Regions from separate parts of the Homo sapiens genome. Here region 2 is linked to region 1. A link is a contact called in ENCODE Hi-C or POLR2A ChIA-PET data. All regions are on one chromosome and are shown on one strand. Each heading gives the region's core, a stretch centred on a gene start or an enhancer-like site at or near the end of the contact. The rest is flanking DNA. Distances are from core to core; before and after follow the strand shown.

Region 1 (4,262 bases), core at 825-3,324:
ACAGCACAGAATCAGGACCCAAAATAATAAAACAGGCTGAACTAATGGGCCAAATCCAATGAGATAAAGTTTAAGTAGGATAATATAAAGTTCTGTACTTTGGTCCAAAAAATCCCCACTACTCAAGTATAGGGTACACAAAATTTTGTTATATAGATGGCAGCATATAGATGTAGCTGTTAAAATAAGTCCATTAAATGTTAGGCAGCATTATAAGCAGTAGCTATCTATTGAGTAGTAGAAAGAACATTGGATTTGGCATTAGAAAACTGGGTCAAATCCCAGTTCTGACAGTTTGGCCCTTAAACTCTTTGATCCTTGCTTTCTTCTCAGGGTGGTTGTGAAGTTAAAATGAGTTAACATGTCTTTTGAGTTAACAAGTCTAATTTCCAAGCACTTGTGCTCAATAAATATGACCTAGAAAAATTACCATTCACAATAATATAAGTGGCTGTGCCACTCCATTTTGTCCTAGAAAAGATGGTACTTGGAATGAGAGGGGCCACACTCAAAAGCAAACCAGAGCTACTTCTAAAGTTAGTGACTAGGATGGATGAGCGACTCAAAAGAGAACATGAAGAATGGCTACAGGAACTGGGGATAACTGACTTGAAGAACAGTAGACTTAAGGAGACCATATCTACCTTCAAACATCTGATGGTGTGCTTCATGGCCTTCTGTAGAGCTCCAAAAGATAGAAGAACACTGGAGAACGGAAAATAGAAGAATGTAGGCAAGGGCGACCACTTGGTGGGGATGTTGTGAGCGATTTCAGCACAAGTGGATGGTTGGACTACATGGCCTTTAACACGAGAGTCTGACTGTCATATTTCTAGGACATTTTTCATGAAATGGATCCTTCTAAGTCTGTCTCAAAATAATCCAGGATCTCTGCTATCTTGGGTTGGGCTGGCTTCTTGCCTTAAAATATCATCTTTCTTCCAGTTCTAGGCCAGATCTCTTCTTTATCCAGTCTGACTTTCTTGCACCAGTTTACTCTTGCTGACTACTTTGTTCAGGAATTTCTGGTCACTTTTAAAATGTCATTCCCCCCCCCCAAAAAAAAACTATCCAAGGGACACAGTACAAGGATAATTTGTGGACATTTTTGGGGAGATGAGCCAGCAAAGCATGCTTTCCAGGTTGCTTAATTAAAAGAGTGGGAATTAAGAACCAGAATTTAAGAGTTCCGGCAGGGCGCTGGTGGCTTACGCCTGTAATCCCAGCACTTTGGGAGGCCGAGGCGGGCGGATCAAGAGGTCAAGAGATCGAGACCATCCTGGCCAACATGGTGAAACCCCGTCTCTACTAAAAATATAAAAATTAGCTGGGCGTGGTGGTGCGCGCCTGTAGTCCAAGCTACTGGAGAGGCTGAGGCAGGAGAATCACTTGAACCCGGGAGGCAGAGGTTGAAGTGAGCCGAGATTGCTCCACTGCACTCCAGCCTGGCGACAGTGCGAGACTCCGTCTCAAAAAAAAACAAAACAAAAAAAAAGAGATCCAGAATTCCAGAATTGCAACTGTGAACCAAGAAGTGGGGATGGGTACCTCAGACAAGGCTTTTACCGGAAATTTAGCATATAGGATAGAAAGCAGAGACCAAAGACCTCTTGCTTTGAGGCTGTTGGCGTGCTACAAGGACTCGAAAGTTATTTGTTCAACGGATGACTTCTGTTTTCTGGAGGCAAACTGAATTCCGGGCAGGTGGCTCAGCACCTCCAGCCTGTTCCAGATCGGGACAGGGAAGGTGCCTGGGGCAATCAGTGAGGTTTCCAACCTTCCTTAGGCCTGGGCCAGCCCGCTCCCCTCCCATGTGACCCCAGGCAACCATTTTAATTTTTTTACAGCCAAGCGTAGTGGAGAACTGGCTGCGCGCCGGTTGCCAGGGACGCGGCAGCCAGCTTGGCGGGGCTGGGGTGAAAGAGGACGCTGCGTGGGGGAGGGCTCCGCGGCTTCTGACTGGCTGGAGCATCAGGATTCATTTGCATAATATTTTCTGACGGCTTCTGATTGGCTGAAGCCAGAGGGGCGGTGGTGGGGTGATTCCAAGGGCCCAGAGCTCTGGCCGGCGGACCTTTTCCTTCTGGAGTTTCCCCGGCGGGTGTGAGTTGTTGCGGGGTCTGGGGGAGCTGGGAGGCCCGGTTTGGGAAGTTTTGCAGGCAGGTGCATGAGCCATCTTTCTCTGAAAGTGTTTAAGAAATGTTCAAGAACAGCGGCCAGAGTCAAGAAACTGGGGGATGAAGGGTTATCTCGAGACTAGACGGAAGGAAACGTATCAGGGGAGGGGTGGAGGCCAGAAGGAAGGAGTTAGGTAGGGGCCCTCTCCCAAGCTGGCGTTTTTGCTGGGTGGAATCCTTTTGCTAGATCCCTTGGATTTCCGTTTTCCGTGTGTTATCACACTGTTGGAACTGGGAAGAAGAGAAAAAGAGGCAAGATTTTGGCATTTAGTAAGTTAAGTCTGAATACCGAGTTTTCATCCGGGTGCATACGTACTTAAAATACCAAATGGGTCCAGGAAGGGGGACAAAGTACGCTTTAATTTATGAGAAGATCAGCTACTAGAAACTGTATATCTGTTTTTCTCGAGTTTTCTTCTTGCAGTGCTCTTTCAATCTCATTGGACATATTTTATATTATTTTCCTGCTTAAGCACTGGGGGTTGGGTGGAAGGATCTGTGGCTCATCATAGGCAATTTCCACACTTTTAAGGTTTCTGACTCTTCACATAAACACCTCTCACTATGATGAGGTCCTGTATCAAGTACAATTAATCTTTGTACTTTACAATTTACATAGTGATTTTTATTTACATTATCATATTTAAACTTAATCAAAGTCCTTGGCACGGCCCATGGAACAAGCTCCATTTTTTTGATAAAGAAACTGAGGCTAGAAAAGTTTCTATGTGTGCAGAGAAGGAAGGTGAAATTATTTTAATGCTTCAAAGTTATATAATGCTTCCTGCCTCCCTGTATTTTTCTTTCCATTGATCTTCCTTCAAAACCCTGATAGGTCTATCCCAGTTTTGCAAGTAAGAAAACATGGGCTGTGATGTAGAGCTAATACGTTTTGGGGTAGTGGGTCCTCAGACTTAGGTCTGTCTCCAAGGGTCACTGACTTTGTTTTGTTTTGTTTGTTTTTTGTCAACAGATTAGTCCTTGTGGCACCAAGTCAGAATTTCATTCAAAAGACAATTAGGAAGATGGTTTTCTATGGAAAATATTTAAGTGTAGGTCTTAATGTGAAAGAAAGAGGGAGAGAAAGAAACCCCTTTATTATGTTCTCCCTTCCTTAGGCATTTTTTGTCCCGTGGGAAAAAACTGTACTAGGGACAGAGACCTCTGTTAAGTTTTAGAGAAAAGGGATCTTTTTTTTTTTTATTTGAGACAGAGTCTTGCTCTGTCGCCCAGGCTGGAGTGCAGTGGCACGATCTCGGCTCACTGCAACTCCGCCTCCTGGGTTCAAGCAATTCTCCTGCTTCATCCTCCCGAGTAGCTGGGATTACAGGCGCTGGCCACCACGCCCGGCTAATTTTTGTATTTTTAGTAGAGACCGGGTTTCACCATGTTGGCCAGGCTAGTCTGGAACCCCTGACTTTGTGATCCGCCCGCCTCGGCCTCCCAAAGTGCTGGGATTACAGGCGTGAGCCACCGTTTCAGGCCGAGAAAAGGGATTTAAAATGAGAAGCTTGAATCTTATTGAACATAATTGTAGGACTGCCAGAGAGGACTGGTGGATGAGGAATATGGCAAGGGACATGAGATGGGAAAAATTAAATAGGCTGTGGTTTGGAAGTCTCAAAGTGAAATTCAAGGTGCAAGGCTCTTAAAAGTTAAATCCAGCGATTCGGTACATAGCTTAGGCCCTATTAAATGACCCAGTGCTTTAAGAACTATCTTTTGAAAGGAACACTTCACACAAGCACCCTCAAAAATAATTAGACACCTCCCCATTTCTCTGTTAAATGGTGAAAGACACCCAAGACTAGACCTAACTACTGTCACCCTCTCCTGGCCTCTTGGCAGCCAAAAGGCCACATGGCCCAGGCTCTCCAGCATCACTGTGTAGCCGACTTGGACAAAAATGGACTTCTCCCCATTGCCACTTGCAGATCTCTTCAAAGAATCAGCAGATCTGATAGTGTGCCCCTCTTCATCCCCGGCAACCACTGTTAAAGGAAAGATTGGGAAAGATCCCACCCCGCCAGGAGGGAGGCAAAAGCCTCTGACGCTCCCCTCCCCCCATAGCTGACCAAGGCCAGG
Region 2 (4,262 bases), core at 794-3,293, 1.8 Mb after region 1:
AAGTCAGCAACTCTATGGCTGCAGTGGAAAAAAATGGGGAAGATGGTGTAGGTGTGGTGGGTTTACCGGCTCGTGATACCCAAAAGTCTGGGGACCCCTGATACAGTTCAATTTTTTAAGACAGGGTCTTGCTCTGTCACCCAGGCTGGAATGCAGTGGTGTGATCACGGCTCACTGCAGCCTCGACTTCCCAGGCTCCAGTGATCCTCTCACCTCAGCCTCCTGAGTAGCTGGGACTACAGGCATGCACCACCACACCCAGCTAATTTTTGTATTTTTTTGTAGAGACGGGGTTTTGCCATGTTATCCAGGGTGGTCTTGAACTCCTGAGCTCAAGCCATCCTCCCACCTTGGCCTCCCAAAGTGCTGGGATTACAGGCATGAGCCACCGCGCCCGGCCCCAATTCCTTTCATTTTTTTTTTTTTTTTTTTTTTTTTTTTTTTTTTTTTTTTTTTTTGAGACGGAGTCTCGTTCTGTCGCCCAGGCGGGAGTGCAGTGGCGCGATCTCCGCTCACTGCAAGCTCCGCCTCCCGGGTTCACGCCATTCTCCTGCCTCAGCCTCCCGAGTAGCTGGGACTACAGGCGCCCGCCACTGCGCCCGGCTAATTTTTTTGTATTTTTAGTAGAGACGGGGTTTCACCGTGGTCTCGATCTCCTGACCTCATGATCCGCCCGCCTCGGCCTCCCAAAGTGCTGGGATTACAGGCGTGAGCCACTGCGCCCGGCCGTCCTTTCATTTTTGAGATTGGGGAGCACAAGCTGGCCCAGTGTCACACCACGGCAGCTGATCCAGGACTCAGATCATCTGCTTCCCAGGCACTGCTCCTTTCCAGTGCCCACCCTGTGCCTGCTGATAACTACTGGCATGTAGACTGACTGCTAAAGTCAATTTGTGTTAGGAAGCCACTTCTGGCTGTCCCTCTCCGTCCCTTACTGGGCAAAAAAATTTCCTACTCGATCTACTTAGTAAGTGACATTGCCAAGATCTGAAGACAGATCCGGCTGCCTACCCCATTCCCAGCTACCCAAAGTGCCTTTAACTGGGCACTTAAGGTGCTATTTTAGCCCTAACTTCCCTTGGCTTACTCTGTCATCCTTACGGCATCCTATAGCCAAAAAAGAGCTGATGAGCTGTTCAGCGAGCCTTACCCTCAAACAGGCCACACAAGAGTCTCCCTCCCTCCCTGCCTGTGCTCATGATGCTCGCTCTGCATCTTGCCCCAGTATCTCTTGTAGAACTCTTTCCTGTAACTTTCCAAGCAGGGGTAACAAACTCAAATGCCCTCAGGAAGCAGACGGGTAGAAGAAAGCTTCTACTTCACTAAGCTGGGTTGGGTCCCGCATACCACCCCTGAACCGCCTAGACCCTTGATCAATCTCTCTCTCTGCATCTGTTTATGAGGCCCCGGCGACCACAAGACCAGATAGCCACCCCGAGTGCTGGGTGACCCGCCGCTTCCTCCTTCCGTCCCCGCCTCAGGCGCTTACCTTGGCCACCTCCCAGGCGTCCACGGGCCAGCGGCCCGGCCGGCAGTTTCCCCAGTGCACATCTCCATTTCTGTTGACATGATGTCTCAAAATCTCCCTTTTCCATTCAGCGCACACCTGACACTGAGGCTGAAACTACAGGGGGCGGCGGTGAGGAGGGGCCCAGGAGGGAGGGACGTCGCGGTGGGCCCCGCATCGCGGAGGGAACAGGACACTTGCGCTCTGGGTCTGGGACAGGAACGGGGATGAGGAGGGGTGGGGTGGGGGCGGTGGTCAAGGCCCCGAGCCAGGTGCTCACCTGGCGGGCGCGAGGGCTGCACCGTGAGCCGCCGCGGCAGACGGCGCGGGGCCCCAGGCCGGGGGCTGCGGCGAGTAGGCCGCGGTGGAAGGAGAGCACCTCGCGGCCGACGAAACCCTGCAGGCAGCTGCGCAGCAGTAACAGGCAGTGGCCCGCCTTCACCCAGTTCTTGTACTCGGCGCAGTTGAGGCGCGCCGCTAGCTCCGACAGCACCATGTCTCCCACTTGGAACCAGGAGGTTGCGGGGCGTGGCGGACGGCAGTGCGCAGGCGCGGAGCCTGGGAAGTACCCGAGGCAGCGGCGCCTGCGCCGGCGGCAGCGACGCCTGCGCCTGCGCGGCGCGGTGCCACCGATCCCGGGGCGGGGCATCTTGACTTCCGGGGCACGTCGGCTCCACCCCACTTGGGTGACGTCTGACGTCTGACGTCTAACAACTTTGGTGCTTGGGGAAGCAGTTAACTATTTGAAACCCTTAGGCCCTCTTCGTCCCCCAAACAGAGACCCTGTCAGCATCCGATTCGACTCCCTCTCCTAATGTAGGGCACTTCTGTTTTAACTTTTTTTTATTGTCCAGATGTACAAGGTGCTCAGGGCACATTGCTTGAATCGTGTATGTTCTTTGCATTATACAATTCTAGAGTTACTGGTTCCTAAGCCCACAGACCAGCTGTAGCAAATTGAGGTATTAGTGAAACGTGACCGCTGGCTGCCTGCGGTGTGCCAAGCTAACCCAAAACTCAAAATCCCCCGCCACTGGACCACCCAGAAGGGGGCGTTTGCCTGTTTAGGGCAACACATCACTTGGATTCTAGAAGGCTGCACACCTGAGCCAGATAAGGGCATCCTGAAGCACCTAGCAAAGGTTAGACGATAATTATCTAGTATTCTTGATTATATGATAATTAGTGCTCCTTGCACATGGAAGTCTGATTTAAGTTCCAAAGAAGTGCCACAAAGGTCAGAAGGCACTGGGATTGTCAACTCCAAGTGACAAGTCAGGTCAGTTTTAGTTGTTTTTAATGAGCTTTCTGAGCTTGGAAAACATGTCAAAATTGTGTGTAGTTAAAAGCCTCTGAGGAAAGAGTCTAAACATTAAACCTTCCCGACTGTGGTTCACAGCAAAAATGTCCAGTGTTTAGGAGCACTAGCTCAGACTCAAACTGCCCCTTCTTAGCAGTTTGATCTTAAGCAACCTTAATTTGATCTCAGGCAAATTACATTTCTCTGGGCCTCCATTTACTCATTTTTAAGAAGAGGATATCAATAACCTACCACATTGGGTTGTTGTGAGGATTAAATACACATTGAAATATTAAGAAAATGCCTAGCACACAGTAAGCTCTCAGTAAATACTTGCTATTATTTTATATTGACCTAAATATGCCCTTTCATCAATCAGTTATATTCTTGGGCAAGGTATTTTAACAAATCACTGGCCACTTGGAAGTGGAGGCAACTTGCAGAAAATTGTGAGCATACCATGGAGTTCCTGGAGTTGTGCAGCACAGTGCTGGCTGGCCTCTGCTAACTTTGTCTTAATAACCTCAATGCTAAATCCATCCTAAGTAAATTTAAATCACATCCTTAGACACACTGTCCATTCTCAAACCGAATGAAAAAAAAATTCCACAAGAAACAATGAAATACACATTAACATTTTCCCTCTATGTCCCTTGAATGTAAGTTCTCTTAAAATTTTCTGTATACTGATTTTATATCAAGAACACTTGGATGATAAATAAACATTAAGGTAAAATGTAATAGGCACTTCTTTTGGGGGGAAAAACTATGAAAGGAACAACTTTTTATATTGAAATTGCATCAGAATCCAGGGTAGCAAAGTTATAACTTCTTGAAGTTATCAAATTAACCACAGTCCAAAGAATGGCTGTTAGTATCCTTTGGCTGAACAGATTACTGTGTTAATTAGAACACAGTTATTAGTGGTTCTTAAATTCAAAGTCATATAAATTTTAGTTTATGCTTGCACTTAACTCACTCAGTTAATTTTCAAACATAAGGTTCGACTCCTGTTATTAGCGACTTGACACGTTCTGCTGAAGCTCTCACTTTTCTTCTAATTCTGAAAGTACTTTTATACATTCTGAAATGGCATTTCAGCAGATGGAAAAATGAAGGTGGCAAATCAGGACCAATTTCTTATTTCAAGGTTAAATTAATACTAAACCAGACTATTAATGAAAACATCTTCATCAAAATTAACTAGAGAGTTGGTAGTTCTCTGAAACTTTGTATAAATTTTATTTATTACTGTAAATACTAAAATCACATTGAAAACACCTTAAAGTTAAGTCCCAACCCGATTATTAGAGAAAATCACTTGGGCATCCAGTCCCCTTGATCGAACCTGGGTAACAAAAGAGGCAAAAGACATGATTTGTGATGAAACTTACTATTCAAATGCTAAATGTTTTCAAGCTTTAATAAGGTATATATCAATTCCAAGTACCAAGC

Evidence for each region. A loop is a pair of places that touch in the nucleus more often than their neighbours do. ChIA-PET counts read pairs that join two places held with the same protein, here RNA polymerase II (POLR2A). Pooled maps may share reads with other maps.
Region 2: a map of OCI-LY7 shows a loop between it and region 1 (7-fold over the local background). The contact joins the promoter of CXorf38 here to the promoter of MID1IP1 in region 1. A Hi-C loop is called at or near these places in 2 of 168 maps with a recorded cell type or tissue (OCI-LY7 and naive thymus-derived CD4-positive, alpha-beta T cell) and 12 of 50 pooled maps. POLR2A ChIA-PET finds 5 or more read pairs at or near these places in 1 of 52 experiments (AG04450).

The regions. Positions count from the first base shown.
Region 1 is chrX:38,799,385-38,803,646 of GRCh38, forward strand. MID1IP1 (MID1 interacting protein 1) reads left to right here and starts at 2,075. Exons shown (of 3, transcript NM_021242.6): 1 at 2,075-2,103; 2 at 3,151-4,262. It overlaps MID1IP1-AS1 (MID1IP1 antisense RNA 1), which reads right to left. Exons shown (of 2, transcript NR_046706.1): 2 at 1,864-2,408. RefSeq lists enhancers at 1,772-2,066, 2,096-2,175, 2,285-2,792, 3,126-3,967, 3,968-4,262.
Region 2 is chrX:40,645,518-40,649,779 of GRCh38, forward strand. It overlaps CXorf38 (chromosome X open reading frame 38), which reads right to left and starts at 2,044. Exons shown (of 7, transcript NM_144970.3): 1 at 1,788-2,044; 2 at 1,490-1,624. The coding sequence starts at 2,003. It overlaps MED14 (mediator complex subunit 14), which reads right to left. Exons shown (of 31, transcript NM_004229.4): 31 at 2,788-4,262. RefSeq lists an enhancer at 1,225-1,424 and silencers at 1,675-1,824, 1,945-2,244, 2,080-2,260.